3 separate regions of the Mus musculus genome follow, and regions 2 and 3 are each linked to region 1. Evidence: chromatin loops called from intact Hi-C (ENCODE). Cell type or tissue: heart. All regions are shown on one strand. Each heading gives the region's core, and the rest is flanking DNA. Links, peaks and the distances in the headings are about the cores only.

Region 1 (10,919 bases), core at 3,518-8,517:
AGAGGGCAGGTCTGTAGTATTGGAGGCCAGAGCTCCTAGGTTCTCAGGGCGCACAGGGATTAGTTAGCTACACTGTAGCACACATGGCAAAGCATTTGGTAAGTGAATGGTCTTTGTGCCGTGCTGTCAGGTTTGATGTGTGACTGAGGTGGCGACTGGGCTTGGTGTTTGCAAGTTGGGACCTCCAAGCCCATGACGAGGGTAGAGGTATATCTGAGTCCTGTGCTTTGATGCTTGTGTCTGTGTGGGAGTCAGGGATAATCAGAGCTCCTATGCTTTGGTCCTGGCCCTGGTCACACGACTCCTTCCCAGCTAGAACAGGGGCAAGCAGATACTGTCCATGTCAGACCTTCATGGTTCGAGAGTGACATATGTCAGGTGCTTGATGGTGTCCCAGGTCCCAGGTGGCAAGCTTTGGGCTTGGTGTTCCTAGACACAACCCTCACCGTCACACTGGCCCACCTGCCAGCCAGCCGTCTCCACCTGGATGTCTGCAACATTGTAACACATGCATGGTTTCCCTTCAAGCGTTTGTTCCCTGCCTGTCCTCCATCTCTGAGTGTTAGGGATGAAACTGCTCTGGACCAGTTTCAGAGTCTGCCGCTGCTCCCTCCTTTCCTTTTGCTGTTGTCACCCTCTCCTCTTTGGTTGGCAAATCCAGTCAGCTGAAAAGACTCTGACTCCCCAGCCACTGGCTCTAGCGGGAGCCTGGCCATCCCTGCCACCTCTTCCTGCCTCTACAGCCTCACAACACAGCAGGCCAGGATCCTGCTCCCCTGTGGACATCCAGGGGCTTCCCTTGGAGCCCTGGCACTGTACCTTAACCTCACCCCACAGGTTGCCAGCTCCCCTCCACCATCTCCTCTTGCTTCCCTGTCCAGCCCCAGCAGACCCTGTTTCTCCTACCCCAGGTCTCTTCATCTGCAATGCCGTTGGTCTCGAAGGAGCCTTGCATGACCCTCTGACACATCTCACAGGTTTTCCTGTCCCCTTTCCTCTTTCCTTTCCATTTTGTTGTACCTTGGCTAGGTATACTCTTGCACTGGGCCATGGGGTGGTGTTTTTAGCTCTGTTTAGCGGTAGGACATCCAAGCCAGTCAACAAAGTAGCCCTCATTAGGAGGTGGCTGTCAGAGCCAGCACCCAGCCTCTCCGGGCTGTCCTACCCGATTCTCACCTTGATCAGGTAGCTTTCCCTGCTGGCCTGTGCCCAGGGAGGGAGAAGGCAGGGCAAGGAAGCTGGCCAAGGTCCAGATATGTTTCTTCCTAGGCCTGAGACTAGGACCTCCCCAAGCACATTCCTGTAAGGCCTGACGGGATGATCAATCCCTTCTCCTAGAATACTTGTAGATGAAGGGCGGTCGGTCCAACCGTCCCCTTTCCTGTGTCATGTGAGGCTTGCTGTGGCACACCTTGTCATAGGTTCGTTAGATGGAAGAATGAGGATGCCAGGGCAGTGATGGGGTAGCATCCCGGGGACCCTCTGACGGCCCTCGTGTCACTCAGGTCGGGCCAGTTTCTATGAGGAGTATGGCGTCATCCGTGACACGCTGCAGAACCACCTGACTGAGATCCTCACGCTGGTGGCCATGGAACTGCCTCTCAACATCAGCAGCTCAGCCGCCGTGCTCCAGCATAAGCTCTGGGCCTTCCAGGCCCTGCGGGGGCTGCAGAAGAGCAGTGCCATCCTGGGCCAGTACCAGGCCTACAGCGGACAGGTGCGCCGAGAGCTGCAGAAGCCAGACGGCTTCCAGAGCCTGACACCAACCTTCGCAGGTAGGCACCGGAGCTGGTGTCTGTGGGGCCACCAGCAGCTGGAGGCCACTGGTCCACCAAGTGCCCTTTGCAGTGTGGGACTCCGGGAGATCTTTTCACCTCCTAGGCCTGTTGCCAGCTTAAAGCTGCAGGTCACCTACCTCAGGCTCCATGCAGTCCCAGGAAATCTGTGGGACTCGGATAGGAACCACCTTCGTGGTGGGCTGTGTTTGTCACTTCTATGATGAGGCACAGAGTTCTACCCAGCCACAGCCAAGGAATGGTCCTGTGGAGAGACACCACATTGGCCATCAGATACCTGCTAGAGCTACCTGGAAGGTCCCAGGAGGATTTAGGGAGAATGGCTGGCTGTTAGAAGGCAGAGACAGGGCATGGCCATCTAGAGTCCATTTGATGTGGCAGACAGTGTATGTGCCTCACCTTAGTCCCAACACACCCACAAGGCAAGTATAGTCATTGTCCTTGTATGTGAAGGCACAGAGGCAAGGCTTGACTCTGTGTGTCATGGCTCCTATGACTGTTGCCTAAACACACGTGCACATGTTACCCCACCCCACGGACTACTTCATCTCCTCCCCACCCACCTGGTCTCCCCTCATGCTTGCCCTTGTTTTGGCATCCTGGGGGCTTCACACCAAGAGAACTGCCCTTCCTCAGGACAGTGCCCTTACCCATCAAGGCCCAACATGCCTCCCACCACTTCTGCCCCACCACAGAACTTCCCATGGCAGGCAGGCAGGCAGGCACCCAGCCTGGTTAGACCAGAGGGTCTCGGAGGGACCTCAGAGTGCTGGTGTTCTGCTGTAGAATTAGCCCCACAAGCTGTTTCCAGCCCTGCCTGAGAAGAGGCAGGGAACGCTGAAGGCAAAGCAAGACAGGGCTTGCTCGGCAGGGCTGCCAGGTGCAAGGTGGGCTGCAAAGCTCACTCTCAGGCTGTGATGTCACTCTCAGGCTGTGATGTCTGCTCTTTCCCCACCTCAGGTGTCCTTGTCCACATCGACAACCTGCGCTGGGAGGGTGTCCCTTTCATCCTGATGTCTGGCAAGGCCTTGGATGAGAGAGTGGGCTATGTTCGGATTGTGTTTAAGAATCGGGCGTACTGCACCCAGAGCGAGAGACACTGGGTGCCGGAGCAGAGCCGGTGCCTGCCCCAGCAGATTATCTTCTACATTGGACACGGTGAGCTGGGCCACCCTGCCATTCTGGTCAGCCGGAACCTGTTCAAACCCTCACTACCCACTCAGAAGTGGAAGGAGGTGCAGGACCAGCCTGGGCTCCGCCTGTTCGGCCGTCCTCTGTCTGATTACTACGCCTACAGGCCTGTGCGGGAGCAAGACGCCTACTCCACCCTCCTGTCGCACATCTTCCACTGCCGAAAGGAGTCCTTCATCACCACAGAGAACCTCTTGGCCTCCTGGGTCTTCTGGACCCCGTTACTGGACAGCCTGGCCTTTGAAGTTCCACGCCCATACCCAGGGGGAGCCGAGAATGGCCAGCTGCTGGACTTTGAGTTTAGCGGTGGTCAGCTGACCTTCTCCCAGCAGCAGCTGGAGGTGCTGATACCAGATCTAGGCTCAGTCCCAAAGCCCAGTGACTTCCAGGTCCTCGGGGCCCGGTATAGACAGAGCCCACTGATTACCGCCTGGCCAGAGGAGCTGATCTCTAAGCTGGCCAGTGACATTGAAGCCGCCGCGGTGCAGGCAGTACGGCACTTCGGCAAGTTCCACCTGGCACTGTCAGGTGGTTCGAGCCCCATAGCTCTCTTCCAGCAGCTGGCCACAGGACATTACAGCTTCCCCTGGGCCCACACACACCTCTGGCTGGTTGATGAGCGTTGTGTCCCTCTCTCAGATCCAGACTCCAACTTCCAGGGCCTGCAGGCTCACCTGCTACAGCACGTCAGGGTACCCTACTACAACATCCACCCGATGCCAGTGCACCTGCACCAGCGGCTCTGTGCCGAGGAGGACCAGGGAGCTCAGACCTATGCCAGTGAGATCTCAGCCCTGGTGGCCAACAGCAGCTTCGACCTGGTGCTCCTGGGCATGGGCACCGACGGGCACACAGCTTCTCTGTTCCCACAGTCCCCCACAGGCCTGGATGGTGATCAGCTGGTGGTGCTGACGGAGAGCCCGTTCAGGCCACACCAACGCATGAGCCTCAGCCTGCCCCTCATCAACCGAGCCAAGAAGGTAGCTGTCCTGGTCATGGGCAGGACAAAACGTGAGATCACAACGTTGGTGAGCCGCGTGGGCCATGAACCCAAGAAGTGGCCCATCTCAGGTGTGGTGCCTCTTTCTGGGCAGCTGGTTTGGTACATGGATTACGAGGCCTTTCTGGGATGACAGTACCATCCTGGTCTTAGTCACTCTCAGCCTTCCTCTTTAGCTGCCCACTGTGCCTCAGCTGTGTGGAGCCTGGTACCAGAGTCAGGCCCCAGAGAAGGGAGGACAAAACTCTGTGCCGACTTCCTGGACCCACTGGTTCTCGGGAATTTCGGTGCCTGCACATGGAAACAAGGTAGAGCTCTGGCCTCAAAACCCAGATAGGAGAGGGACTAAGGCCTCCAGCAGTTACACACCAGTAGCTACAACACACAGTAAGACTGGGCGAAGGCTCCACGCTAAAGAACCAAAGTGGCCTGCCAAGACTGGCCTGCGATCTTCAAACTGGTTTCTGTGGAAAGAGGGGCCAGTGTTGATGGGGAGCAGGGTGCAGAGACTCCTGGTGAATGTCTTGCTCTGAGCCAGGCCAGCAGAGTAGACACAATCCTGAGCCTGCACCGGGCGCCTTGCCTCTTCTGGTATCCCATCATCCCTCTGTGCACCTAGCTGAGATCCAGCGCTCCTCCGGGCAGCTTCTGTCTACTCTGGGAGGACACCCACTGTCCTCAGTATTCCCCATTACCCCTCAGCCTCTCCCTCTCTACAGACACAGACACTGCCACGTCAGAAGTTCCCCCAGATCTAGAGACCGGGGCTCCCTTTCCCACTAAGAACTGTTATGCTGTCATTGGGCTGTCGGGCATCTCTGATCTATCTAGACGGGAGGGCTCTGTCTGCTCCTGGGTCGGGGGTGACTCCAGATCACAGCCTCTTTCTAGGGCTTATGTGGCCAATTGCCAGCATCAGGGCAGACTGCAGCTAGCCCTCCTCACACTACCTCTCTCTGGCTTCAAGTCTGGCAGCAGCCCCTCCTCTGCCGGGCATCTCCACCATTCTTACTGACGAACCTGGTACCACTGGGAACACTACAGGCAGCTCCTAACTTCAGTCCCCTCCAGGGCCAACAACATAAACATTTCAGGGCACATACAGTTTTCATTTAGGCCTCCTGCTGAGTCATGTGAACAAGGGAAGGCCCAGAAGGGTTAGGATGGCCCGTCCTCACAGTTACCTATGTGTCAGTCACAGAGTCTCCGTGTCTTTCAGAATTTTCCCATAGAGAGGTTTCCTGTGATGAGGAGCGTCAGGAAATCTGTTTCTCTCCTTTTATTTGATTGTACTTTCTCCCAGACAGCACATGGAAAAGAATTCTTGCTTTCACTAGAGATGTGTGCATAGAGTGTAGCCTGAGCTGAGGGCTCTGTATGAAAGGCACTCTTGTTGAAATTCTGCTTACTCTGACCTCCAGTGACCCAGACTGACAGAACACCTCTATTCCTTGGCAGAAAAGAGGAACGCCCTGGGGTCCTTTCCTGGCCTGCTTTGCTCAGGCTTGGATGCAGGTAGTCGCAGGTGAAGTTCCACCTTTAGCCATGTGGGGGAGCCCACGTGCCACCACTCACATTCCACCCAGGAGGCGGGTTTTAGTGCCAAACGTCTTTTCTTCGCTTTTCTTGCTCACTGCCTCTCAGGCGTCTTAGCCCAGTGCGTTTTCATCAGTTCTTAGGGACTCGGCCTTCTGCAGTTGCAACATCAGAGAGCAAGGGGCCTTGCATGCCTCAGGAGAGAGGGTGCCCAGGCTCTGTGTCACCATTCTGAATAACGGTGAGTCACTGCCCAGCCTGAGCCTAGAATGTCCCGTTCTTATCCAGATGAATGACTCGCCTCTGTCTGTGGGGAGTCTCTGCACAGGGGAGGCCAGTGTGGGGGAAATACCAAAGATCTCCTTTCCGGAAGCAAGCACAAATAAAATTTCATTGGAAAGGTTGGTGGGGGACATTGTCTGTGTTCTCTGGCATGCACCTGTGTGTGCCCTTTCCCTTTCTGCCCCGGGTTAGGAAGGAGTGATGTTCAGAGCCAGGACCACGGAAGATGCTGCTCTTCAGACTTTCTGAACCATCATCCACAGCCAGCAGGGCTTTACCAATCAGTCACATCTGTGTACGAATCTGTCTCAGGAAGGAGCTCTCAGCCTTAAGACCTGGGATACCCTCTATTTTTTTAAAAATTTTCATTAAAAAATTGTTGCTTGCAAACCACTTAACATTGAGTTGATAAACAGTGTGACGAATACAGCCTTTGCCAGCCTCCTGCCTGTCTGGAAGTGGGGATCTGAGGCTGGGAAGACAGGACAAGGTGTCCAGGTTCCTGGGGAAGGGAAGAGGGACATGTGGTCACTGTGTCTGGGACACAGCCTTCCCTCCCTGGATTCACTTCTGGCTCCCTTAGGGTCCCTGTAGCTGTGGCTTAGCACTGGCCTGCAGGCCGTAACCCTGGGCTGGCTCTGACCCCGCCTGGGATCTTCTAACTGCACCCTGCTCACTCCCTGTTGAAACAATGGAAGCAAAAGTCTGCACCTTGCCTGGTGGCTCTGTGGTCTCCCCACTGATGGGCAGATGCTAAATGCTATGCACAGGCACACCTTGTCCTGCCAATAGCCCAGTGTGCCACGTGGCAGGGCCTTAGTGACTGAAGATTTGAAACTGGGAAAATGTCCAGTGTTGTCCAGAAACTGTATGTTAGATTCTAGAAGCCATGCCAGCACCCTGTGGGGCCTGTTCCTTTCCAGGGGACCCATGAAGGGCTCACATGGCTGAGTCAGGTTCCTTGGGTAGGCCTGTGAGTCCACTATGGGAAGGACACAGGGGCATACAAATGGCAGAAGTTGTCCTCCTTGGGGCGACATGCCAGTTAGCATCTCCAGGCTAGATCCTGATTTCTAATTCCAGGCAAATGTTCCTGGTAACTGCACTTTAAGTAGTCCCATCTTGTTAATTTCTTGCTTCTTCTTCTTTTTTTTTTTAAATGATTTTAAAATTTTTATGTGCATGTTTGCCTGCCTATGTGTCTGTGTGAGGGTATCAGATGCCCTGGAACTGGAGTTACAGACAGTTGTGAGCTGCCATGTGGGTGCTGGGAATTGAACCCAGGTCCTCTGGAAGAGCAGCCAGTGCTCTTAACCACAGAGCCAGCTCTCCAGCCCCAATTTCCGGCTTACTATTGCTCTGGAGAAAATACTCTCTTCTCACTTTTGCTCCCCAAATTAGTGGAATCAGAGCTGCCTTCCACTTGGACTGATATCTTAGCGCTCTCCCAGGAGGGCCTCCTCCGCAGCCTGACAGGCCTTGAGCTCCCCCATGCTCTTTTGCCTTCTTTCTCTGACTCTGACAGAGAGTCGGGGGTGTGCCATGCAAAAGGGAATGAAGAAGCCTCCAGAAAACCCTCATGGGGTTACTTCTTAGAGCTTAATTTCCAGGAACCTTTTTTGGATTTTGTCTCCCGCGGAGTGTGCGAGCCCCTCAGAGCAGCTCTGCAGCAGATCCGCAGCTGCGTTTTCATCTTAGACAGCTGGCACCCCTGCAGGCCTCCGCTCACTACTAGAAAAATCACCTGGCAACATTCCAGGGAATGAGTCGTGGGTGGGGAAAGGAGAGCAGTACTGGTCAGCCCCTGCCTGCTCTGGGAATGACTGTCCAGGGGAGGGCTGCTGTCCCCAGGGGTCACAGGCTGCACAGGTCATGAGACTGCGAGCTGAACTGGAGAAAACAGGCCCATTTATCTGCCTTCTGCTCTCTTCTCCCCCAGCTCCCTGCCCTCCACAGTTCTGTACCAGCGTCTCAGCCCCCAAGGTCGTGCTGTGGCCCGGGACCTTGGTACTTGGCTCGTAGATTGGTTTGGCAGCTTATCCAGTGGGGGAAGATGGCGGGCAGGAGTTAGAACCCAACCTGAACTGGCAGTGAGTTGGGAGGCTCTGCGCTGTTCTGCCTGGGCTCATTTTAACTGTAGTATTTGGGGGTACCCGGCTGAAGATGAGATTCGTTCCTGGCACAGCCCTGCCTAAGCGTACCTTGAGCCCGTCAGCAGCCACAGTAGCTTAGCTGCGCAGTCTGCAGGTGCAGGAGAGTCAGCTCATACCTCATGCTGCATCCCATGTGGAGCAGAACTGGCCTCCAGGCATCAAAGGATTTCTTGCAAGGGTTTGGCCCCTGGAAGGGAGCAGGCATCAAACCAGAACATGTTCCTGGAAGATGCACGGGGCAGATGTCTTCCAGGAACATCGAATCCTGCCTTCTGCAAGCTCCTCACACCCACTGTAGGCTCCTCACACCTAGAGGTGGGTGTGAGGAACCCCAAGGATCTTTCAGCTTCTAGCTGAGCAAGGTGTCAATTCACCACTTCTGTCACAAGCACAAGACAGCCTGCCAAGGGATCCGAAGAGACTTCACTGTGATCTAGCAAGCCATGTGGGTAGTGATGGCTTGGATGTTTTGTACCTCCGGCCGATCAAGGTTGGGAGTATATTTATTTGCAGGTCCCAGAGGATGTCCACGTCTCTGTGTGACCATGGACAGGACCTCTGAATAATGACCCCTGTGTTCATTCTTTGACCTCAAGGGTGAGTTTGTTAAAGTCCTACGTTGCTTTGATGGCTTGGTGTTTTAAACGAACTCTATGCATCTTTTTCTGTCCCTTTCTATTGAGTGGCAATGTTTGTATTTGCTAGATGCTGTTGAGACAATTTGAACAGCCGAGAGTTTGCACCGAGAGTGTGGGTGTACACGGACACCACATGTGTCAGGATGCAGGTGTACATAGACACGGTGTTTGTCAGGGTGGTCCTTGGCCTCACAGAGGTCTGGAGGAGCTGTTTATTGTTGCGTTTTGTAAAAAGAGAAACCAGAGATATGTTTGGTGGGGACGAGGTATGGTGTGGGGGAAGGGGTGCCTCTGTGGGCCTGTGCTGAGGCATCCCTTCCCCTTGAGGTACCAGCCACACGACATAGGTATAGTATAGAGGAGAGTTTATTTAGGTCATGAGGGGGGGGTTGAGGGAGTAGAGACAGAGAAAGGCAGAGAGAGAAAGAGAGAGAGAGAGAGAGAGAGAGAGAGAAGAAGAAGAAGAAGAAGAAGAAGAAGAAGAAGAAGAAGAAGAAGAAGAAGAAGAAGGAGGAGGAGGAGGAGGAGGAGGAGGAGGAGGAGGAGGAGGAGGAGGAGGAGGAAGAAGAGGAGGAGAAGGAGGAGGAGAAGCCAGCCATGAGTACCTGGAGAGAGAGGGCGAGGGGAATGGGGAGAGAGGGAGAAGAGAAGAGAAGAGAAGAGGGTAAGGGAACAGGAGCAAGACTAGGAGAGGAGAGGGGAGGAGAGGAGAGGGGAGGGTAGAGGAGAGGAGAGGAGAGAAGAGAAGAGGAGAAAGGAAGAGAAGAGAGGAGAGGAGAAGAGAGAAGAGGAGAGGAGAAGAGAGAAGAGGAGAGGAGAAGAGAGAAGAGGAGAGGAGAAGAGAAGAAGAGAAAAGAGAAGAGAAGAGAAGAGGAGGAGAAGAAGAGAAGAGAAGAGAAGAGAAGAGAAGAGAAGAGAAGAGAAGAGAAGAGAAGAGAAGAGAAGAGAGCAAGAGAGAGAGGAGGGGACAAGCAGCCCCTTTTACAGTGAGTCAGGCATGCCTGGCTGTTGCTAGGTAACTGTGGGGCGGAGCCTAGACGAAATGCCAACAGTTATGATGCATTATGGGATTATAGCTCAACTGATGGCGCACATGCCTCATGTCCACAAAGCCCTGGGTTGCATTCCCAGTGTCTCATAAACAGGGAACGGTGGCACACACCTGTCATTGCAGCACGTGGGAGTTCAAGGTCTTCAGCTAATATCAAGCCAACCTAAGGTAGATGAGACCCCCTGGGGTTTTTTTTTGTTGTTTTGTTTTGTTGTTTTTTGTTTTTTTTAAAAACCAACCACTGTGAGTACAGAAGGTAAGGACCAGGCTAGCTGGGCATGAGGAAACCCACCCTGTTTCTCTCTTATCTCTGGGTCTGGCACTGTTAGCTCTTCCTTGATCTGTCCACTTGGGAGAGCGAGGCTAAGTGAACTTCAGTAGCCAGCAGGGCTACTTCTGCCTGCCCATGCCTGAGTGAGGGTGGCTGAGTCGCCATCAACTCCTCAGTCTCTGTGACACACTAGAGAAAAACAGAGAAGGAAGGATTTATTTTGGCCCATGATTCATTTTAGCCCAAGGTCACCTGACTGTGTTGTTTGTGGGCCAGAACTGAGGCAGATCGTCAGTGCAGGAGCATGGTGACCCGGAAGTGGGATAAAACAGGTGGGGAAGGAGCAAGGGACGAAACGTGTCCTTCAAAACCACTGCTGACAGGGACCAGGCTTTCTCCAGTGAAGGCTGACCTCCTTTCGTCACCTCTGATACAGTCTCCCATTACGAAACCAGCAAGGGATTAATGTGGCAGTGACCTTCAGCACCTTCAGAGCCCACCAGCTGGCAACCCAGTCCCTGAGGCAGGAGTCTGCAGACAGATTTCCATCCAAACCATCACAGAGTGGGCAAGCTGGAACGGTGCTGAGGGTCTGGGTCGGGGTGACGAGATAGGTGGCGACCAGCATGACCTTAAACCTACCTCTGCCTCCTGAGTGCAGGCTGGGGTTAAACCTCCCCTGACCTTGTGGAACTGTCTCAGAGAATAAAGTATGTTCAGAGACCATTTATGGTTTTTGTATGTCAAATATAACATCTGGCTTTTTTTTTTAAAGCAATAAACTTGTTTACTTGCCAAAATCCAAGTTTCTTCCTTTGGGAGATGAAGTAGAACGGCTTGTGAGTCTGGCTAGTGTGGTCAGGGGAGGAACATGGAGCAAAAAGGACCTGCTGGGTCCTGCTGGTTTGTACCTGTCAACTTGACACAGGCTAGCGTCACCTGAGAGGAGGGTGGTCCTCTTCTGGCTCTCTAGGGCACACACACACACACACACACACACA
Region 2 (10,919 bases), core at 2,751-7,750, 230 kb after region 1:
CAGGTCTCTGTGAGTTTGAGGCCAATCTGGTCTACAGAATGAGTTCCAGGACCACACAGCAAAACCCTTTCTCAAAAGAAAAAAAAAGGAAAGAAAGAAATGTCATCTGTTCAGTCTGAAGTATTGCACACATGTAACCCAGTACCTAGAAGCTTTACACACATGTAACCCAGTACCTAGAAGTCTTACACACATGTAACCAGTACCTAGAAGTCTTACACACATGTAGCCCAGTACCTAGAAGTCTTACACACATGTAACCCAGTACCTAGAAGCTTTACACACATGTAACCCAGTACCTAGAAGTCTTACACACATGTAACCAGTACCTAGAAGTCTTACACACATGTAACCCAGTACCTAGAAGCTTTACACACATGTAACCCAGTACCTAGAAGTCTTACACACATGTAACCCAGTACCTAGAAGTCTTACACACATGTAACCCAGTACCTAGAAGTCTTACACACATGTAACCCAGTACCTAGAAGTCTTACACACATGTAACCCAGTACCTAGAAGTCTTACACACATGTAACCCAGTACTTAGAAGGCTGAAGCAGGAGCATAGCAAGTTAGAAGCCAGCCTGGACTACGTAGTGAGACTGTTTGCAGAAATAATAAAATCATAATAATATAGTGGGGCCCAGGTTATAGAAACCTGAACCTGGAGTCTCCTGCATGCAAGGTAAGTGTGAGTGTATATCTTAAGCCAGGGGTTTGCTGCCCTGAACTCACTGTGTAGTGTGTGCAGACCTTGAACATGTGATCTTTCTGTCTCAGCCTCCTGAGAAGGCGAGATTTCAGACTGAAGTAAGAGGAACTGAGAATTCACCGGGAGTGGTGGTGCACGCCTTTAATCCCAGCACGTGGGAGGCAGAGGCAGGCGGATTTCTGAGTTCGAGGCCAGCCTGGTCCACAAAGTGAGTTCCAGGACAGCCAGGGCTATACAGAGAAACCCTGTCTCGAAAAAACAAAAACAAAAACAAAAAAGAGGAACTGAGAAACAGGATCAGAGCTTTCCTAGACAGTCTTTGTAGCATTCCTGTCTGACTCTACAACCTTCTGATGTTATATTCTACAGAGGGAAGTAAGAGTCAGGGGCCTTCTAAACAAACACTTTATTCCTTCAGGGCGACACTGTGATGCTTGGCTTCTTATTGCCCAGATAAGCCTTCCTCAGAGGTCTTGGCTTGTTTTTGAGACAGCCTCGTGTAGCCCAGCTAGCCTCAGACTCTATATAGCCAAAGATGACTCTGAACTTGTCATCTTCCCGCTCCTGCCTCCCCAGGGCTGTAATTACAGGTCTATGCCACTGCACCCTGTTTGTTCTGACGATACACTAGGGCTTCACGTTCTCCAAACACTCACCTAAGCAGCCACATCTGCAGCTATTGAAGTCAAAAAGATTCTAAAGCGATGTCTCTTTCTTACTCAGATCAATCCTGGAAAAGGAGGGACCAAAGTCACTCTTTAGAGGCCTGGGTCCAAATTTGGTTGGAGTTGCACCATCAAGGTAAGCATGTAACTGCCGAGCGAGCGAGCCCCAGTGCAGTAGAGTGACACTGCTGAATGGCTGTTTGTGTTGCCTAACCAAGTCTGACGTGAAGAAGCAGTGGCAACCGTGGGTTCCAGTCTCTGTAAGGGAGAGTTTCTTACCTTGAGTGTGCGGAGGACCAGTCCCTGGGTGTGGAAATGCCCAGGGTTAGAGTGCACACAGATCCCTGTCTTCGGCTTTCTTAGCAAGATGACTTCCTGGTGACTCATAGGAACATCAGTCTGAAGGAATTCCAAAGGCGCCTAGGGTTTACTTTCTATAACATTACATCCTTGGATTTATTTTATTTATTTATTTATTTTTGGTTTTTCGAGACAGGGTTTCTCTGTATAGCCCTGGCTATCCTGGAACTCACTTTGTAGACCAGGCTGGCCACGAACTCAGAAATCTGCCTGTCTCTGCCTCCCAAGTGCTGGGATTAAAGGCATGCACCACCACGCCCAGCTATTTTATTTTATTTTTTAAGATGTATTTATTTATTTAATATATGTACGTACCCTGTAGCTGTCTTCAGATACACCAGAAGAGGGCATCTGATCCCATTACAGATGATTGTGAGCCACCATGTGGGTGCTGGGATTTGAACTTAGGTTCTCTGGGAGAGCAGTCAGTGCTCTCAACCACTGGGCCATCTCTCCAGCTCATTGTCCTTGGTTTTTTAATTCTTTTTAAAGGCTTCATAGAATCGCGCTATCCCTGCACGGTAAGCTGTTGTCTCCATTCACCTTTTTTTTTTTTAATATTTATTTATTTATTATATGTAAGTACACTACTGTAGCTGTCTTCAGACACTCCAGAAGAGGGCATCAGATTTCGTTATGGATGGTTGTGAGCCACCATGTGGTTGCTGGGATTTGAACTCAGGGCCTTTGGAAGAGCAGTCAGCACTCTTAACCGCTGAGCCATCCATTTACCTTTTTGATGAGAATACTGGTCACTTTCCAAATGTTTATTATCCATGCATAGATAGTGTCTCTGGATGAAGTTATGGGCAGTGCTAATAGACAGGAACTGTGTGTATAAAAGGGACGAGTGGCAGTGTTGTCACGGGCCAAAGTCCTCTAATGATAGACTTTAAAGGTTTTCCTTGCCTTTTCTATTTTGAAATCTGGCCAAATTCCAGTGCTTTATTCTATAAAATAAGATTGGTATGTTTGCTTGTTTAGATAGACGATAAAGAGGTTTTCATCAAAGGTTATATATCTCAGAGTTACTCAAATGGAAGAAGAGAGAGAACAGTAGAACAACAAAGGGTTACACTGATTAGAACTTGCCCCTGTGGGAAATCTGTTACTTTTCCCTAATCCTGATTTCTTGGAAGGCCAAATGACTTGGTAACACGAATGGCAACTTCAGCACAAATGATTACTATCACCGCAGCCACCACCAGCACCACCACCGTCCCAACTCCCTTTCTGTCTTTCCTGTGGGGATATGGTACCAGAACTTAGTCCAAACCAGTGGTCTCCTGGGATCCTGTTCAGCAGTAGTCAGGATCCTTAGTTGAAATAGATTCTGTGATTGACCTGCTGTTCAGCAGAGGCAAAGAGAAGCAGCGCTCCTGCATCGCAGAGATGAAGCACACCTCCCTAGTCACTGTAGGCAGTTCACAAGATGAACACAAGATGAAAGCAGAGCTCGTTAAACAGTGCACCTGTAAAATGACAGTCCTCACTCCCACTCAGATGATTAGCATCCATCCAGAATAAAGAATGTGAAAAGAGCTAGGCAGTGGTGGCCTACACCTTCATCCCAGCACTCTGGAGGCAGAGGCTATGAGTTTGAGGCCAGCCTGGTCTACAGAGTGAGTTCTAGGACAGCCAGGGCTACACAGAGAAACTCTGTCTCAATAAACAAACAGACAGAGTGTGAAAGGACTTTTATGTGTGTTACCAAAAATCTTATTTCTCCTCTGTTATCCTGGCCATGGCTGTCAGCACTTTCTGGAATTTCTGGAAGGCATGAACATCCAGGTGCAGTGGCAGCCTGGGTGTGAGCCAGCCTCTTGTTTCCTTGCTGGCTAAGATCATTACTCTCTTCTGTGGTCTCCTCTTTGGGATAGATGGTGCAGAGGGACCTGTGTACTTTAAAGTGCAGTAATGCTTTAATGGTTTTCTCTTTTTGTCCTACCAGGGCTGTGTACTTTGCATGTTATTCCAAAGCCAAAGAGCAATTCAATGGCATCTTCGTGCCTAATAGCAATACTGTGCACATTCTCTCAGCTGGCTCTGCAGGTATGTTCCCTAGCAAGTGTTGTTTCGTTTTGCTTTCTTTTTTTTTTTTTTCTTTCCAGGAATTAGATGTTAACTCCCTGCCTCTTTTGACCCTAAAACCATTTTTAAAGCTTTGTATTGGAGTTTGTAGAACATGACTATTAGCAGTTTATAAACAAATTTTACTTTTCTGTTCTTCATCTTCCTGATTTCCCTATTGAGTTGTAATGTGGAGTGAGAGCTGCTTTCTTTCTGATTCCCCAAGGTATCTGGGGTGCATCTGCCCTGCACAGCTCACTTGCACAGCAAGAATCAGGGTTTTATGTGTTGTGTGGTACTTGAGGCTGTACCTAAGGCCTTATGCCTCCAGATGGTCTGTTTTCTTCTGAGGAAGTCCGCACTGCAGAGCTCAGGGCAGGGCTTGCCCCAGGGAGTGTTTGTGAGAAAGCACTGGCTCCTAAATTGCTAGGAGAAGCCTCTGCCCTTCTTCATAGAGGCTTCTGTCCATTTGAATCTAACAGAATTTTTAGAGAATTTAGATTAGCATTTTAGAATTTCTTCCTTCTGTTAACAGCCTGCAACGTGTCCACACCAATTTCCTTTGTTACTCTCAATAAAATTACTAACCCAGGTTATGATCTTTAGTCAGAGAAAAGCAATATTAAGCAAACTTCTTAACACAAGAACAGTGATTCCCCTTAATACTGAGCCCCGAGAAGGACAGTGTACCATTCCAAATCAGATTGAGCCATGGTGAATTAGCCGTAATCCAGACCCTGTTAATCGGCTTTGTAATGCTTGTAAAATTAACCCAGAGGCACCCTGGGTAAAGGAAGCACACCTTGAAGGAGCTTTTCAAGCCAGTGCCCTCCAGTGCCCTCATTTAATATGTAGAGGACACTAGCTGTTAGAGGAGGGCTGAGCATTGAGGTTTGGGACTGATCCAATGTGTTAAAATGCTGCTGAAGGCATACCAAAATGATTCCTGTGGGCCAATGGGCTTTTAATGTTTTTGTCCTTAAATTTCCAAGTTTGAATTCAGGTAACGGAAGATTTAACATCCTTATTCAGGGTTAGCTATAAGTACTGATGAGCATGTTTAAAAACAAATTATCTCTGGATCTGCAGCTTCTAAGTTGGAATTTCAGATAGTTTTTGCCCTAGGATTGAAATGAACCGAAGTGATAGCACCACCTAGAGGCCAGAAGGACTGTGCTTGGCGGCGGCAGCTGTGGCGCGGACAGAGAGCAATTAACCCACTGCTTCTGCGCCCAGCCGTGCGGGCCACTGCATGGGGATTGCATTCGCAAACACTGGCTATATCAGTGATGACTGTTTTTTCCCTCCAGCTTTTGTCACAAATACCTTAATGAATCCTATTTGGATGGTTAAAACGAGGATGCAGCTAGAACGCAAGTAAGTGAACAGTCCCTTCAGTACCCGGAGTCGTCCTGCTGTGCTGTGGACGGGAAATAGGAGCCCTGTATGCATATGCAGAAATGTCATTTGAGATCTATCCTGACAGCATTGTGGGGGAGGAGCCCCAGAGAGCAAGGGAAGATGGACAGAAGGGCCTCTCCATGGTCCCAGCTTCCTTCCTGGGTGTTCCTCTCTGGGGCTCTTTGTGGAGCCCCACTGTCAGGAGGGATGCTGTAAACTCCGCAGAGGCCTGGCTGTCCAGCCAGGACACCAGCGAGGGCACTTTGGACCTAGTCCCCGATGTCTCTGGTGTCTGTCCTGAATCTAACCTGGAGTTCTTGTGTTCCTTGAGTATTCTGGTGGAACCTACAAAATGTTTGGACTTTGTTTTTTGTTGAGACAGGGTCTTGCTGTGTAGTTCAGGCTGCTTCAAATTTACAGTCTTGCTGTCTCAAGCCTCCCCAGGCCTAGGCCTATTACCCTTGTCTAGAGCCAGGTTTTAAGGAAATAGAAACCAATTGAAATGAATTCATCAAATTTTAAGAACTTGTGATACAGTAATAATGATTCTTTTATATGTAAATCAGATTTCTCAGCAGGCCAGCAACACCTGTGAATTTCCAAAGAACACCAAGTATACTAAATAATGCCTTTTAACGTTCTAATGAATGTGGCAGGAAAATGTTTCTATTTGTGTAAGACCACAGCTACTATTTCTGTGGGCTGTCACCCACACTCATACTTCTTGAAGGAATGCTAATTTCCAGTAGAAATTTGGGCTCTCCCAGGCTGTTTAAGGAACTGCTTGTATTGTGCTGTGTGGCCCAGCAATGTGAACCCTGGAAACACTAGCAGGCTCATCTTCCCTCCAGCTTCCTCTGAGGGAGAGGGAAAGGCTGAGGTATACGTGGAGGGTGAAGGAGGAACCTGCCTGGTTCATCGTCCTCTTGTGCCCATGATGAGGGTTTCCTGTCACCACAGTCCATCTGCCTTCTGAAGTGCTTGCTAGAATCCTATGACAAGGGTCAGTTACTTCCAGGGTAACTCTTAAGTTCTGGCCCAAGCATTGAGACAGTTCTTTGTAGTTTCCAAAAATGCTGTGTGTGTCCTACATGTCCATGTTCCTGAGTGTCCAGTCCCTTGCCCCTCTTAACTATTGTGCTTCAGGCTTCTGGCCAGCCTGGTCTCCTGGAAGCCTGTGGCCTCACCTCAGAGCCAAGTGTTCACAGTGTTGTGATATCACTGGTGGTTAGCAACAGATAAATGCATGTGTTGACCGAGGCCCTTTCTAATGCTTAGGACGTTTTAGACCTTTATTTAGGTGAGATCTGTGAATATCTGTGAGTATATATTGTTCCAGTGGTTGCCCCGGAAATTGGTCATGCCTTCTACCTTATAGCAGTATAGCCAATCATCAAATAAGATTATAGTCTGGTGGGACAAGGGGTGTGAGTTGTCCAGCACTCTGGAGAATCCATAGTACACTGTAGGCTGGATGGAGTCGGGAGAGAATAGGAGAGCCTCTTGAGGCGGTGGCAGCTCCCACACTCTTCAAAGGAGCCAGCTGCAGGGATGGGGGGGAGGGGCGCGCAGGCACACAAAAAGGTTTGAGCAAGTAAACAGTTAATTCAAGTACAGGAGTTTAGTGGTTTAGCTTAAATCTCTCTCTCTCTGAGACAGGATTACTCTACTCTCTCTGGGGTTACAGGCATGAGCCACTCACTGTTTACACTCTCGGTTCTAGGATCAACACCACTTTACTCTGTAAAACAACTAGTCTTCCTTGCCTCTCAAGCAGAGGACACTGTGTTATCAACAAGAGGAATGTGTGTAAAAGAAACAACAAAAAGATGATTTCTGTTAATTTCCTTATAAAGTGAGCACAGAGACCTAAGAATACTAAAAAACAGAGCATCTCCGGGTTACTATTTTTTTTTAAAAGATCAAGGCAGGAGTTCTGACTGACCTTAGAAATAATAGATAAAGATACAGCATCATGGGCTGGAGAGCTATGTCAGCAGCTAAGAGTGCTCACTGCTCAGTTCCCAACACCACACCAGCCCTGTATTGTAGTTCCAGGGAAACTAATGCCTGCTGTGCATGTACACACACACACACACAAATACATAATAGATACTTAAAAGTAAACGAATGAGTAAAAGTATCAGGAAATGTACCTAGATTAAAAATTCCATACGGGGCTGAAGAGATGGCTCAGCAGGTAAGAGCACTGACTGCTCTTCCAGAGGTCCTGAGTTCAATTCCCAGCATCCACATGGTGGCTCACAACCATCTGTAATGAGATACAGTGCCCTCTTCTGGTGTGTCTGAAGACAGCAACAGTGTACTCATAGAAATAAAGTGAATAAACAAATCTTTTTTAAAAAAATCCCGTATGACAAAACTAAGAAGAAATGTATATATAAACATATGCGTGTATATAATATGTTGTTTTTCAATGCATGAGGCCCTGGGTTCAGGCCTTAGCATGCACACAAATCACACTCCAGAGAGCAGTAGAAAGAGGGAGCCATTGGCCCGGCAGATAGCTCAGTGGTAAGCTCTTGTCTACCATGCACAAGCCCTGAGTCTAATCCCCAGTAAACCAGAAGGAAGACAGCAGCAACCTTTTCCCTTGGCATTCTCTCCTGTATCATGGTGTTTGACCTTGTATCTAATTTTGTCTGCTTTCTGCTTAGCTTCCTTGTATCTTCACAGCTATCCTCATGGTGTGTATGCACCAAACGTTACGTAGCCAGTCCTGCTCTTAGATACATGGATGATTCCAAATGTTCCTCTGACAAGTGTTGTAGTGTTGTCTTCCATTAGCAGTTTCTAGAATTGGGTCAGAGGCTATAAGCCTGCTTCAGGGATTGTAGATTCAGATGCCATCTGTTATATGACCTGTCAGGTTTCTCAGCTAATTGAACTGGCCTCACAGTGGGCCAGAGGTCAGGGGGCCTCAGAACAAGGACAGGTTTCTTCTCCTGTGTGGTTTCTGTGTCATGGCTGATGCCCTTTATGACTTGGTGTGGTACGTCTCTCAGTGCGCATTGTTGATCCTCCGACAGGGTGAGGGGCTGCAAGCAGATGAACACACTCCAGTGTGCTCGGCGTGTCTACCAGACAGAAGGCGTCCGCGGCTTCTATAGAGGGCTGACCGCCTCCTACGCTGGGATCTCGGAGACAATCATCTGCTTTGCTATTTATGAGAGCTTAAAGAAGTGTTTGAAAGACGCTCCGATCGTCTCCTCCACAGATGGAGCTGAGAAAAGTTCCTCTGGCTTCTTTGGACTCATGGCAGCTGCTGCTGTTTCTAAGGGATGTGCCTCCTGCATCGCTTACCCACACGGTATGTAGTTCTCTTTTCTCCTGGAGCAGTAGAACAGTTGTTGGCTTTGTCATTTGTCACTGTGTAGACTGAAATACAAACATAGATTGGGTGTCCCTTACCTGAAACACCTGGGACAGGAAATGCAGAGATTTCCAGCGTGGGGCATGGTAAGCATGGTGAGCATGTCTGATCTGGCCAAGGTGACGTTCTGGACTTTCAGATTGGAGATGCTCATTCTGTCCCTGCAGGGCAGAGCGACACAAGTCATGTGAATGGTGGCCTACTCTACCTTGCTTGGCTCCATCTCAGTGTCACAAAGGTTCGCTGGGCCAAAATGGGGGTCACTGAACCTTTGTTTTCAAAGAAGCCTGTCTTAGTCAGGGTTTTACTGCTGTGAACAGATACCATGAACAAGGCAAGTCTTATAAAAACAACATTTAATTGGGGCTGGCTTACAGGTTCAGAGGTTCAGTCCATTATCATCAAGGTGGGAGCATGGCAGCATCCAGGCAGGCATGGTGCAGGCAGAGCTGAGAGTTCTACGTCTTCATCCAAAGGCTGCTAGTGGAAGACTGACTTCCAGGCAACTAGGGTGAGGATCTTATACCCACATCCACAGTGACACACCTATTCCAACCAGGCCACACCTATTCCAACAGGGCCACACCTCCAGATGGTGCCACTCCCTGGTCCAAGGATATACAAACCATCACATTCCACTCCCTGGTCCCCATAGACTTGTTCAAAAACATGAGTCTATGAGGGGCCATACTTAAACATAGCATAATGCAAAATGCATTTAGTCCAATTTTCAAAGTCCTCATAGTCTATAGCAGTCGCAACAATGTTAAAAGTTCAAAGTTCAAGGTCTCTTCTGAGATTCACTCAACTTAATTAACTGTAATCCCCAAAGCAAGGCAGGAAACCAGCTGGGCAAACTCCAAACTCTGCATCTCCATGGCTGATGTCAAAGTGGTCTTCAGATCTCCACTCCTTTTTCATCTTTGTTGACTGCAACAAACTGCTTTCTCCTGGGCTGGTTCCACTCCCTGTTAGCAGCTTTCCTCAACATGTATCCCATGACTCTGGCATCTTTAACATCTTTGAGTCTCCAAGGCAATTTCAATGTTACAGATTCTTGTTTCAGTGTCTGGGATTCCACTTGATCTTTTGGGCTCCTCCTAAGGGCTGGCATCACTTTTCAGCTCTGCCCTCTGTAGCACTCTAAGCTCAGGTTGATCCACTCCACTACGGCTGCAGTTCTTGGTGATCATCCCATGGTACTGACATCTCCAATATACTGGGGTGTTCCACTCCAACTAGGCTTCACCAATAGCCTCTCATAGGCTCTCTTCAGGGTGCCAAGCCTCAAATCCTTTGCATGACCCCTTCAGTCCTGGGCCATCAACTACAGCTGAGGCTTCACCTTCTCCATTGGCCTTCCCTGGCCTCTCACAGTGCTAAGCTTCAGCTTCTCTTCATGATCCCTTCATTCCTTCACAAGCAGTACCACCTGAGTGACTCTTACACATTACCAAGTCCAGCCACAGCGTGAGGTACAACACAGCTTCTTTGTGATCCCAGAAAACAATTTCCAGAAGATTTCACCTCAGTGATGCTGGTCTCTTCTTAATCACTGCTAATTCCTTAGCTCCAGCTAACCAGCATCAATTTTCCCAGTAGTTCCTTCCATTCTTAACTCTAGAGCCAGAGCCACATGGCTGAAGCTGCCGAGTTCTGCTGCTTACAGGAACTAGAACACGGTCCCCTTGTGCTATTACATTATCACTAGCTTTATGTTTTCTAAATCCTTCACTGCCTAAGCTTGGCTATCCTGGTCCTTGCTCTGTAGATTGACCTTGAATGCAGAGATCAGCAAGCCTGTCTCATGGGATTAAAGGTGTGTACCGCCATGTCTGGTTCTAAATTCAGCTGGGTAGGGTCTTGCCCCAAGGTCCCACTCCCTTAATCTGTTATTTCCTAGAACATAAGATTTTGCTCCATTTCACTTCCTGGTACTCCTTTAATACTAACAATATATTTTATATTTTGCCTTTCTAAGCTTGCTATGCTTGTTCAAACTTCTCTTCATAAGGCTTAACCAGAGAACAAAGTCTCTGCTGGGCTCTTTTGAAACTTCCTTTGTCAATGCAATTAATGCAATCAATCCAAGTCTCTTCACCTTAGCCTCAGGCAGACTTTTCAGACAAGGGTAAAAAGTAGCCACATTCTTCTCCAAAATACCACAAAAACAGTCTTTATGCCACATTCTGAAATTATTCTCCTTTGAAATCTCTTGGGCCAGGTCAACACAGTTCAAATTACTCCCAGCAACAAAGTCTTCCATATTCCTACTAGGATGACCCATTAAGCCCCATTTAAACCATTCCACTGA
Region 3 (10,919 bases), core at 2,026-7,025, 170 kb after region 1:
GCTGCCTGCCACCATGCTCCTCCAGCATCCTCCTGCTGCCTGCCGCCATGCTCCTCCAGCATCCTCCTGCTGCCTGCCACCATGCTCCTCCAGCATCCTCCTGCTGCCTGCCGCCATGCTCCTCCAGCATCCTCCTGCTGCCTGCCGCCATGTTCCTCCAGCATCCTCCTGCTGCCTGCCGCCATGCTCCTCCAGCATCCTCCTGTTGCCTGCCGCCATGCTCCTCCAGCATCCTCCTGCTGCCTGCCACCATGCTCCTCCAGCATCCTCCTGCTGCCTGCCGCCATGTTCCTCCAGCATCCTGCCACCATGTTCCTCCAGCATCCTCCTGCTGCATGCCACCATTTTCCTCCTGCTGCCTGCTGCCATGTTCCTCCTGCTGCCTGTGGCCATGTTCCTCCAGCATCCTCCTGCTGCCTGTGGCCATGTTCCTCCAGCATCCTCCTGCTGCCTGTGGCCATGTTCCTCCAGCATCCTCCTGCTGCATGCCACCATGTTCCTCCAGCATCCTCCTGCTGCATGTCACCATGTTCCTCCAGCATCCTCCTGCTGCATGTCACCATGTTCCTCCAGCATCCTCCTGCTGCCTGCCACCATGTTCCTCCAGCATCCTCCTGCTGCTTGTGGCCATGTTCCTCCTGCTCCCTGCCACCATGTTCCTCCAGCATCCTCCTGCTGCATGCCACCATTTTCCTGCTGCCTGCTGCCATGTTCCTCCTGCTGCCTGCCGCCATGTTCCTCCAGCATCCTCCTGCTGCCTGTGGCCATGTTCCTCCAGCATCCTCCTGCTGCTTGTGGCCATGTTCCTCCTGCTACCTGCCACCATGTTCCTCCAGCATCCTCCTGCTGCATGCCACCATGTTCCTCCAGCATCCTCCTGCTGCCTGCGGCCATGTTTCTCCAGCATCCTCCTGCTGCATGTCACCATGTTCCTCCAGCATCCTCCTGCTGCATGCCACCATGTTCCTCCAGCATCCTCCTGCTGCCTGCCACCATGTTCCTCCAGCATCCTCCTGCTGCCTGCCACCATGTTTCTTCAGCATCCTCCTGCTGCCTGTGGCCATGTTTCTCCCGCACACTGGACTCACACCTCTGTAATCTCGAATAACCCTTTCTTCTGTAAATTGCCCTGGCCTTGGTGTGTTACCACAGCAGCAGAAAGTAAATAATATAAGTAGCATATACCTGTGGTCCCAGCACTCTGGATGCTGAGGCAGAAGGATGAAGAACTCATAGCAAGAATTATCCAAAAGAGAAAGGGAAGGGCCAGCCAGGTGGCTCCTTGGATAAAGGCATTTGCAGCCAAGCTCGATGACTTGAATTCCATCCCTAGAACCCGCATAAGGACGTTCTCCCACAATTGCCCTCTGACCTCCCCAAGCACGGTGGTGCATGCATACACAATTAGAATTCGATAATTTGGAAAAACATGGTGCACGCCTTTAATCCCGGCACTTGGGAGGCAAAGGCAGGCAGATTTCTTAGTTCGAGGCCAGCCTGGTCTACAGAATGAATTCCAGGACAACCAGGGCTACACAGAGAAACCCTATCTGGAAAAACCAAAAATAAGGAAAAAATGGGGAGAAAGGAAGGGGAAAAGAGGACGCAAGAACGGAGGGAAGGCAGGTAGCAAGGAACAAAAGAGTAAGTTAGGAAAGGGGGAGGGATGGGAGGATGGAGGGAAGGAATGGAGGGGGAAGAGGAGCCTAGAAGAACTGGTCAAATGCCTGTCAGTTGACTAAAGCCTTTAGTCACCCCTAGCTGGCCGTGCTGAACGCACCTCTGACCAGTGTCACCAGGCTAGAGTCCATGTATAACCTGGAGGGCCAGGCTGCAAAACCAACCAGTGCTTCCAAAAAAGCTTGAGAAGGAGGCAGTGTGTCTGGGATGAGCAGAGATGGGAGGGATGTTAGCCCCTTAGCATCTCCACAGCCCTCCTGGGGCCACTGCTCTCCTAAGCAGGCTCTGTGCCCAGAAGTCCTATCACTTCCTCTCCTAACACCTGCCAGCTCAGCTCCCCCACGCTCCCCACCCCCACCCCAGCCCCACGGCTCCTCTAAATCAATCCAGAGGCCAAGTCCTCTCATCTCGCCTCATCAGTGGGCCCTCCAGCCTCTCCATCATTTTTATTGCCTTTTCCTGGCAAAACTCCCTCCAAAATTATCAGCAAACTCCACGTGGGAAGGCCTAAGAGAAAATCCCCCTGGTAAGGACTGTCTTCTCCTCTCCCAGAGCGCTTTTCTCAACTCTAACGTTCCTCCTCAGCTGATTACAGGCGCGACTTGGGCCAGATGGGAGGACCCATGATTCCGTGATTCCCTTGGGCTTCTGCATGTCTGAGCCTGCATCCTCTCTCTCTCTTCCCCTCCTCTCAACCTGCAGCCTCCCCCCCCCCCAATCACCCTCAGCATCGCTGTGTTCCTGCACCAAGCACCTTCACCCTAGATAGCCAAGCCAGGGATCCTGAACCACGGGGCCCACCTGCTTGCTCACCAGCATCCTAGGACTCCCGTAAATGTCTGCGGATCATGCTCCACCCAGCCAGAGCGCTTTAGCACACGATCTCGTTTCATCCAGAAGGACATTCAGGGCTCCATTATAGGGAGGTAGGCACAGGTTCTGGCGGATTAAGTAACAGCAGGCCTCGATCAGCGGGGCAGGAAGTAACAAGACTGCAGACCAAGGTCTCACCTTTCCCAGGGAACCCGAAATCAATCCCTCGGTGCTGTACCGGGGCAGCACGAAGTGTGTAGTGGGGATGGGACTCTAACTACTGCTGACTCAGCAGGTAGCAACCCTGAGCTCCCAGTCGCTGGTCCAAGCTGGGTTAATTACACTTTACGGAAAGTATTCCCTGGTCTCCTTCCCATCTGACACCCTGGTTCTTACTGATTTGGGTTACAAATCTGATTCTACCTCTGGCCAAGAGAGGTTTTCTTCTTCTGGGTAGAGCTTTGCATTGCATTAACCCTTTAAAATTAGCAAGTCAAGGGCCAGCAACACGGCCCTTGGGTCTTTCTGCCAAGCCTGAGGCTCTGAGTTCAATCTCTGAGACATTTAAGGTCAAAGGAGAGAACTGACTCCTGCAAGTTGCCCTCTGACCTCCACATACGTGTCCACACGAGCGCACACAGGAAGGAAGGAGAAGTGTTGTTAAAGTTACACATCTCGGCAGGCCGGTGAAATGATCAGGGTCAAGGCCCTTGCGGCCAAGCCTGACATCCAGAGTTCAATCCCCAGGACCGACTTGGTGAAAGAAGAGAACTGACTCAAAGTCGTCCTAACGTCCTGTGGCACACTCACACACACATTTGTACAGACACACATAACATGTAAAGATATAAATGTCTCAAAGTCATTAAAATTAAACAGGTCAAGCAAAAACATGTGCAAATATTATAACGGCACTATAACTGTAAGTGATAAACAACTTAATATCCACTAATGAATGAGTGAGTACAGACCACACATACTTAGGGCATTATTCATCCTGAAAAGAGCTAATGCTCTGACACCTAACACACGGGTGAGCCTTTGAAGTCTATCTCGGAGAGGAGGAAGGCAGAAGCTGAGAGTCCCCCAATGTGTAGCCCACGGCTATGAAATGCTGAAATGCACAGGGTACACAGACCCACAGAGACAGAAGAAGGCACAGTGGTTTCTGGGGGCTGAGAAGGAAGATTCCCTAGAGGCGGGACTTCTGGGTCAGAGGTAACTCTACTCAAGTCTTTGAAGCATCCAAATCCACGGAAAACCTAGCATGGAAGGATGCAGCTGACATCCTCGAATCCCCATGTGGAGATGGCAAGAAGAGATGGCTCAGTTCCAGGAGGCTAGCACACGGGCCAGCTAACTCGCTTACACAGCGGGAACAACACAGACCCTGTCTACACAATGCATTCACGCACGCGTGCGCACACACACACACACACACACACGCACTAAAGTGTACATTTTCAATAGGTGGATTATGTGATATGTGAGTTATACCTCAACAAAAGTGTTCTCCCTCTCGCTCTTCCTTCCCCCTCCCACATGGAAACCAAAGGTTCTCAAAGTGACACTCAGAGTCAACCGCGTTTCTCAGCTCATGGCCTTGGCCCTGACTTTGCAAGCTTTTGAGCAAACGGGCCTATCCTATATGGATTAGCATGGTCTCGGGCGCCCCCTGGTGGGCAACAAGCATTTACTCCATTGCCAGATGCGGGTGCTGGTTGCCTGTGGTTGACTGAATTGCCCCTCAGTCATCTAAGCCTCTTTGAACACCAAGAACGCTAGTCCTGCCTACTACATAACATTTAAAGGTTTTTAAATTTCTGGTATATTTTTTAAAACAACTAAAATAAATTTAAAACACACACACACAACTCTAGTCTCTTTTCACCCTGATCTCTGCCATCTCCCACAACAGCGTCATCTTAAAGCTGACTCCAGAAAGCATTCTAGGCCCACTGTAACTATTTAATCACAAAAGATCAGGAAACCAAGAGACTCTTGCTGCTCTGTGAGAGGACTTAGGTTCAGTTCCCTGGGCCCACAAAATGGTGCTCGGTCACCTCTGACGCCAATTCCAGTGGGAACTGCTGGCCTCGGATCAGATGGCAACTACACTTATGCTCGTACATACACATACACACACAAGCATACACACACTACACACAAAGACACACACTACACACACACATACACACACAAGCATACACACACTACACACAGAGACACACACTACACACACACATACACACAAACACACACATAGCAACTGCATTCATTCACACACACACACACACACACACACACACACACACACACACACACACAATATAAAGAAACCTTGATACTGCCATACTTATTACTGACATTAGAGCCGGAGTCCAATACTGATACCACTGGACGGCCTCACCAGTGATAAAAATATTAGCTATTTTTTAATCTGTCTGCATCAGAATCTCCTGGTCTTTAGGGTCTCTGTCCACCTTTACTCTCTCACTTGGAACCTGTTGTTAGGATGAGAACTGTGTCTATTCTAACCCAACCTTTGTCCTCGTGAACAATGGAGCAAGCTGACTGTTTCACGGTTAAAGCCAGGGGGGTTCAATGGTCCCCAGATCTCTGTTTCTGTTACTTTTATCATTTAAAAATATTTTTTTCCAAGCAGGGCCACATGCAGCCCAGGCTAGCCTCAAATTGTCCATGTAGCCAAGGGTGACCTTGAACTTCTGACCCTATCCTCCATTTTCTGGGAGTGTAGGCTTGTACTACCATGTCTGGCTTTATGTGATCCCAGGGATGGAACTCAGGTCTCTTTACATCCTAGACAAGCCCTCCCACACCGAGATACAGTCTCCTAAGAATGGTTTTTAAAAACAGATATTGGGAGCTGGAGCAATGGCTCCGTGCTTAAGAGCCCTTGTTGTTCTTGCAGAGGACCTGGGTTGAGTTCCCAGCACCCACACAGTGGCTCACAACCACCTGTAACTCCAGTTTCAGGGGACCCAACACTGTCTTCTGGCCTCCAAGAGCAGTGGATAAATGTGGTACCCTTATATGCATGCAGGCAAAGCATTCATAACATAAAATTAAAATAAATCTTAAGTCTAAAATAAAAAACAGAAACCACACAGGTGCTGTCATAGAGAAGTTACAAGCTCCACATCTTCTTTCAAATGATGTCAACCTGACACTTGTATCTAGAGAACTCTGGGGTTTCTGGGCAGCTAAGGACTCTGTTGCTGACATATGCCTTTAACCCCAGCACTCGGGAAACAGAAACAGGAGGATCTCTGAGTTCGGGGCCAGCCTGGTCTACAGAGTGAGTTCCAGGACAGCCAGGGCTACACAGAGAAACCCTGTCTCGAAAAACAAACAAACAAACAGGGCTCTATTTTTGGACGCTTCTGGTGAGACAAAGGGGAGAAAATGGGGCAAGAAGGGGAGCCCTTCTCTGTCTCTCTCCTTCTTGCTCCCTAACTTGACCTAAGTCCTAGGAGCCCATGACCCCTTCTCACTTAACTGTCTCTCTGCCCTGATTTCAATGCTCTGGAATATTCTCTTACCCCCAACCCTTGATCACCTACCCTGTACCCTGTTTCTGGTCACACCTCGATTTCCAAGGAGACACCAATATTCTTAAATCTACACATGACCACCTCTGGATGGGTTTCTCAGTTGAGGTGTGGTCCACTCTGCTGATGTTGGTTATAGGCAGATAAAGGCATGTTCCTTTAGACTATCCCCCACATATGTCCATCAGTCTTATCCTGTGATGTGAGAGGGAAGGAGAAAGCTGAGAGAAATGCAGCCAGGGCCCTGGGGACACAGAAAAAAGCTTCCCAGACCGATGCAGTCCGGCCCTAAGTACCTCCATGGCTACCTTTCCTCTGCAGCCACCTAAGGACACAGTGGCGCCAGAAGGAGCCTCAGGGACCCATTTAGTCCTCGCTCAGTGCATGTACTGGCCTCTGGGGGCAGCTCGTGTTACCTCTGTGTTTTCAGGAAGCAGAGATAGGGGAATGGGTTTATAGTGATTCAATTTAATGAGGATCCCAGTCAGCAAGGAGTGGGCCATGCACCTTAGGTCTCAACTGCCCTGTCCAGGGGACAGAGACCACCTGTCCTTGCTTCTCAGCCACTGTCAGTCCTCTTGATTGTCCCTGTGGTGGTTTAAATAGGAATGGCTCCAATGGTCTCATGTGTTAGAATGCTTGGTTCACGGGTGTGACACTATTAGGAGATATGGCCTTGTTGGAGTCAGTGTGGACTTATTAAGGAAGTGTGTCACTCTGGGGACAGGATTAGAGATCTTCTATGCTCAAGCTATGCCTAGTGTGGCTCACAGTTTCCTTTTACTGAGGAGATGTAGAATGCTATGCTCCCTTCCCCAAGGAAAACATACAGACCTCAGGCTGCCAGACTCCAGGGCATAGGAGGACTACCATTGGCCATACATTTCCCTGTGGTATAACAGGTACCCCTTATTCTTTCCCCCCACATTCTTGGAGTAGTATATTTTCATCCCCCCAATCCTCTCTGGTCCCCTTGATACCCAGGCATCAGAAACAGCTTGGCTTTGTGACTCCCCACTCCCTTCCCCGAGCCTTCCTCTGACAGCCCAGCTACATGAATCCTCCTTCCTCCGAGATCTGTAGAAAGACGGGATCCCCACATGCCTCGTGGGCCAGAACTTTCCTCAGAGACTGTGCCAGGCTGTGTCATCTGTCTGTCTGCCCATGGAATTAGTGACCTAATAGACGGTCCACCTCAGTGTCCCCCTTGAATCCCAACCCCCAACTTTTCAGTAGTGAAGAACTAGGGTTTGGCCGGTTAGCTGACTGGTTTTGTTTGGACTTTGGGACTTTTGTTGGTTGTTCACTTGGGTTTTGGTTTTGAGACAGAGCGTGCCTATATAGCCCAGGCTGGCCTCGAACTTTTGATCCTTTGCACAGCCTCTTAGGTGCTGGGATTGCAGGCAAGCACCACCACACCAGGCTTTTCTGTTCTTTATAGACTACTTTTTCGAGGCAGTTTTAGGTTCGCAGCAGAGAGCTGAACCCTCCGGAGAAACTGCACACTTCCAGCCCCAGCACCCCACAGCCATCTGCCATGGCCACAATCTACACTGACAACATCAGTTATCTACCGAAGTCCAGAGTGCTTTGGGGCTGGCTTTTGATGTCTGTGATGAACAGTTATTTTCATCAACTTGACCCAAGCTAGGATCACCTGGGAAAGGAAACATCAATAGAGAAAATGTCTCCATCTGACCAGCCTGTAGATGAATCTGTAGAACATTTTCTTGATTGATGATTGATATGTAATGGCCCATCTCACTGTGGGTGGTGTTGCCTTTGGTCATGGTGTTTATCACAACAACAGTCAAACCAGACAAGCAGCAGGTGCTCCTGACGGCTAAGCCAGCTCCCCAGTTCCCGTCTGTAGATTTCCCTATGTGGATCTTGCACAGATCTGTATCTTAATATTTCATTTTTGAAGTTCTAATACAATTGGTAATAGTTTTAAGCTTTTTATTACATTTGTGCATAATTGGCGGGGGGAGGGGCGGTGTGTGTGCTATAGCGCACATGCGCCCATCAGAGGATAACTTGCAAGAGTCAGTTCTCTCTTTCCACCGTGTGGGTCCTGGGAATCAGATTCAGGTCACAGCCTGTCTTAGTCAGGGTTTCTACTCCTGCACAAAACATGGAGACCAAGAAGCAAGTTGGGGAGGCAAGGGTTTATTCAGCTTACACTTCCACATTGCTGTTCATCACCAAAGGAAGTCAGGACTGGAACTCAAGCAGGTCAGAAAGCAGGAGCTGATGCAGAGTCCATGGAGGGATGTTCCTTACTGGCTTGCTTCTTCTGCCTTGCTCAGCTTGCTTTCTTATAGAACCCAGGACTAACAGCCCAGGGATGGCACCACCCACAATGGGCCCTCTCCGCTTGATCACTAATTGAGAAACTGCCTTACAGCTGGATCGCATTTCCTCAGGGAGGCTCCTTTCTCTGTGCTAACTCCAGCTTGTGTCAAGTTGACACACAAAACCAGTACACAGTCTTAGCTGCAAGTGCTTTTACCCAGTGAACCATGTCGCTGACCTAGTAGTAATATGCTTTTGTTGAGGGCTCTTGGTGCCGCTTCTAGGAATTTGGCATTTGTCACTGGGCTCGAACAAGGAAGTCGGCTCAGCTAAGCATGTCAGAAACGGTGACCACGGGGCTTTGTTTACTGCTTTGCTGAATTAATGCCTTGTGTGATCTCTTTGCTGACCACTTAATCACTATCCCGTGTGATCTCTTTATTCACTACTTGGCTTGATTGCTTTGTCTTTGATCTAAGAGCTGACCATGGTTTTTGGATGTATCTAGGCTATTTCAGCCTCAGTGCAGACTGGAGTCATGCTATAATTTTGTCTAATTGTTTTTCTTCTTTTCCAATCCTCACTCCCTTGCTTTAGACCCTGTTGACTGACTGAGCTGTCTTGGCCATGCTTTTAATTTCAAATCCCACTTGTCTGATACATGCATTAGGAAGGTAATGACTTTATCTACGCGTGCTTGCAGGGAGCCAAGCCAATCCAAGACTTCCTTGGAAGCCCGCATGACAAGACAAGGGGAGCATCTCTTCCTTGGCCTTACCAGGAACGGATTTGGTGAGGCCTGCAACCTGCTGCAGCCAATGCCTCAGGGGAGTCAAGGTTGTCATGGTTTCTGGGGTCTGGACTCTTCCCCCTGGGAGGTAGTTATCCGTCCTTGGGCAGCTGTGTCTGAGGCATCCTGTGTTCTCTTTGCCAAGACTGTCTGACCTGTAGCTTGGCCGTTCTCCCCCCTGTAAGTAGTATATAAGATGTTATACTTAATCCTCCTGACCCCAGGTATTGCCTTTGTGTCTTCTCTGCTTCTTAACCTGATCCTCACACACAGCACCTCATTCGGGACCCTTATTTCTGCCGGTTTCAGGTCAAATGTTTGTCTTATAACCTTTCTATGCTCACTGTATTCAGTTTTTTGCTAGTTATAGGAACTGGAGGAGGAGGAGGATGAGGAAGAGGAAGAGGAAGAGGAGGAGGAGGAAGAGGAGGAGGAGGAAGAGGAGGAGGGGGAGGGAGGGGGAGGGGGGAGGAAGAGGAGGAAGAAGAGGAGGGGGGGAATCTTTTATGCTATTCCCTTTCTTGTCTTATTGCATTGGTTGAAACTTCCCGTACGGTGTCAGACAGTAGTGATGAGCTGGCCTTGTGCCTGCTGTCTGCAGGAGAGCCACCAGCTTCTCGTCTTCCACTCTGGGATCGGCCATGCTCTGTGGATTTTTATTATGATGTTGAAGTTCCTTTCCATCTCTTAGTTGCTGAGCATTTTACCCCATGTAGTTTGTGTTTTTGCCACATGGTGTTTTGGTTTGGGTTTTCTGTCTGTTTGTTCTTTGTTTTTGTTTTTTTTTTTTATTTGTGGTTTGGTTTTTGGTTTTTTATTATTGTTTTGTTTTGTCTTTTTCTTTCTTCAGTCTCTTCAAACAGTGAATTTTATTAATTGGCTTTCTAATACTGAGCCAGCCTTACATGCCTAGTAAACTCCCTCTTAGTTGTGGTGCTGGGTCCCTTTGCTGACACTCCTAGCCTATAATGACTTTCTAGCCTTGGGCTGAGCCTGTGACTGGAAGGATCGCCTTTTTCCCTCCACAGGCCTGTTTTCATTATTTCATTAAAGCCTAAGCCACAATGCACTGCTCTGCTGTACCTGGGCCTTGTCCCTGACTCTGCCAGCTTGAACCAGCTTGAACCAGGGCAGGTCTAATCTTCCTACTGAATCCATACCCCATACACTGTGCAATCTGGGTGCATTCCGGGCTCCATAGCAGAGCCCCCACCTCCACCCACACCCACACCTCCACCCACACACAGCCTCCTCAGAGCTTCTTATTGTTTTGTTTTTGTTTTATGAATACACACTAGCTCTCTTCAGACACACCAGAAGAGGGCATCAGATACCATTACAGATGGTTGTAGCTGGGATTTGAACTCAGGACCTCTGGAGCTCTTAACCGCTGAGCCATCTCTCCAGCCCCCCCCCCCCCTTCACGGCTTCTTACCTCTCTCTAACTCTGAGCTCTTTGAGCTCTGCTACAACCCAGAGACCACAGCAAGCGGCCTCCACAGCGCACACATTTCCTGGGAAACTGGGCTGATCCTTCATCCTGCTTCTGGGAATACAAAAAAGTAAACCAGATCCAGCCAGCCACTGTCCTCAGACCCTGCAGTGTTGTGGAAAGAGATATGAATGAGTCACAGAGGAGTCAAGGTCAGATCCGAGAGGCAGGGAAGTACAGCAGCCAATCCCAGCGCCCTTTAGCGGCTATCCTGTGCGGCTACCCAGGATGCTGCTTGCAGCTTCGATGACCTCTCCCTGGCTCCGGCGCTGATGCC

What was found. A loop is a pair of places that touch in the nucleus more often than their neighbours do. Peaks named below come from ENCODE experiments on the same cell type or tissue, not always from the same donor. Only the 100,000 strongest peaks of a DNase experiment are listed, where the experiment ranks them.
Region 2: it touches region 1 in a loop (2.7-fold over the local background); 5 of 42 quality-filtered maps call a loop at or near these places.
Region 3: a loop joins it to region 1, with 7 times the contacts of the local background. A loop is called at or near these places in 17 of 42 quality-filtered maps.

Annotation. Positions count from the first base shown.
Region 1 is chr4:149,974,759-149,985,677 of GRCm38, reverse strand. H6pd (hexose-6-phosphate dehydrogenase (glucose 1-dehydrogenase)) reads left to right here. Exons shown (of 5, transcript NM_001291004.1): 4 at 1,506-1,775; 5 at 2,757-6,204. The coding sequence ends at 4,120. Among named protein-coding and RNA genes, the nearest start is that of H6pd, 23 kb to the left of the region's middle. In heart, for the core only: no CTCF peak of the experiment used is centred there; DNase peaks (open chromatin) are centred at 5,617 and 7,957; H3K4me3 peaks cover 586 bases; H3K27ac peaks cover 1,175 bases; H3K27me3 peaks cover 474 bases.
Region 2 is chr4:149,746,672-149,757,590 of GRCm38, reverse strand. Slc25a33 (solute carrier family 25, member 33) reads left to right here. Exons shown (of 7, transcript NM_027460.2): 3 at 1,439-1,516; 4 at 3,692-3,792; 5 at 5,121-5,187; 6 at 8,262-8,542. Among named protein-coding and RNA genes, the nearest start is that of Tmem201, 14 kb to the right of the region's middle. In heart, for the core only: a CTCF peak has its summit at 4,967 (motif pointing left); no DNase peak of the experiment used is centred there.
Region 3 is chr4:149,800,140-149,811,058 of GRCm38, reverse strand. Gm42354 (a long non-coding RNA gene) reads right to left here. Exons shown (of 3, transcript XR_881588.1): 2 at 10,586-10,747; 3 at 8,530-9,328. Among named protein-coding and RNA genes, the nearest start is that of Gm42354, 15 kb to the right of the region's middle. In heart, for the core only: a CTCF peak has its summit at 4,183 (motif pointing left); DNase peaks (open chromatin) are centred at 2,308 and 4,158; H3K27me3 peaks cover 1,745 bases.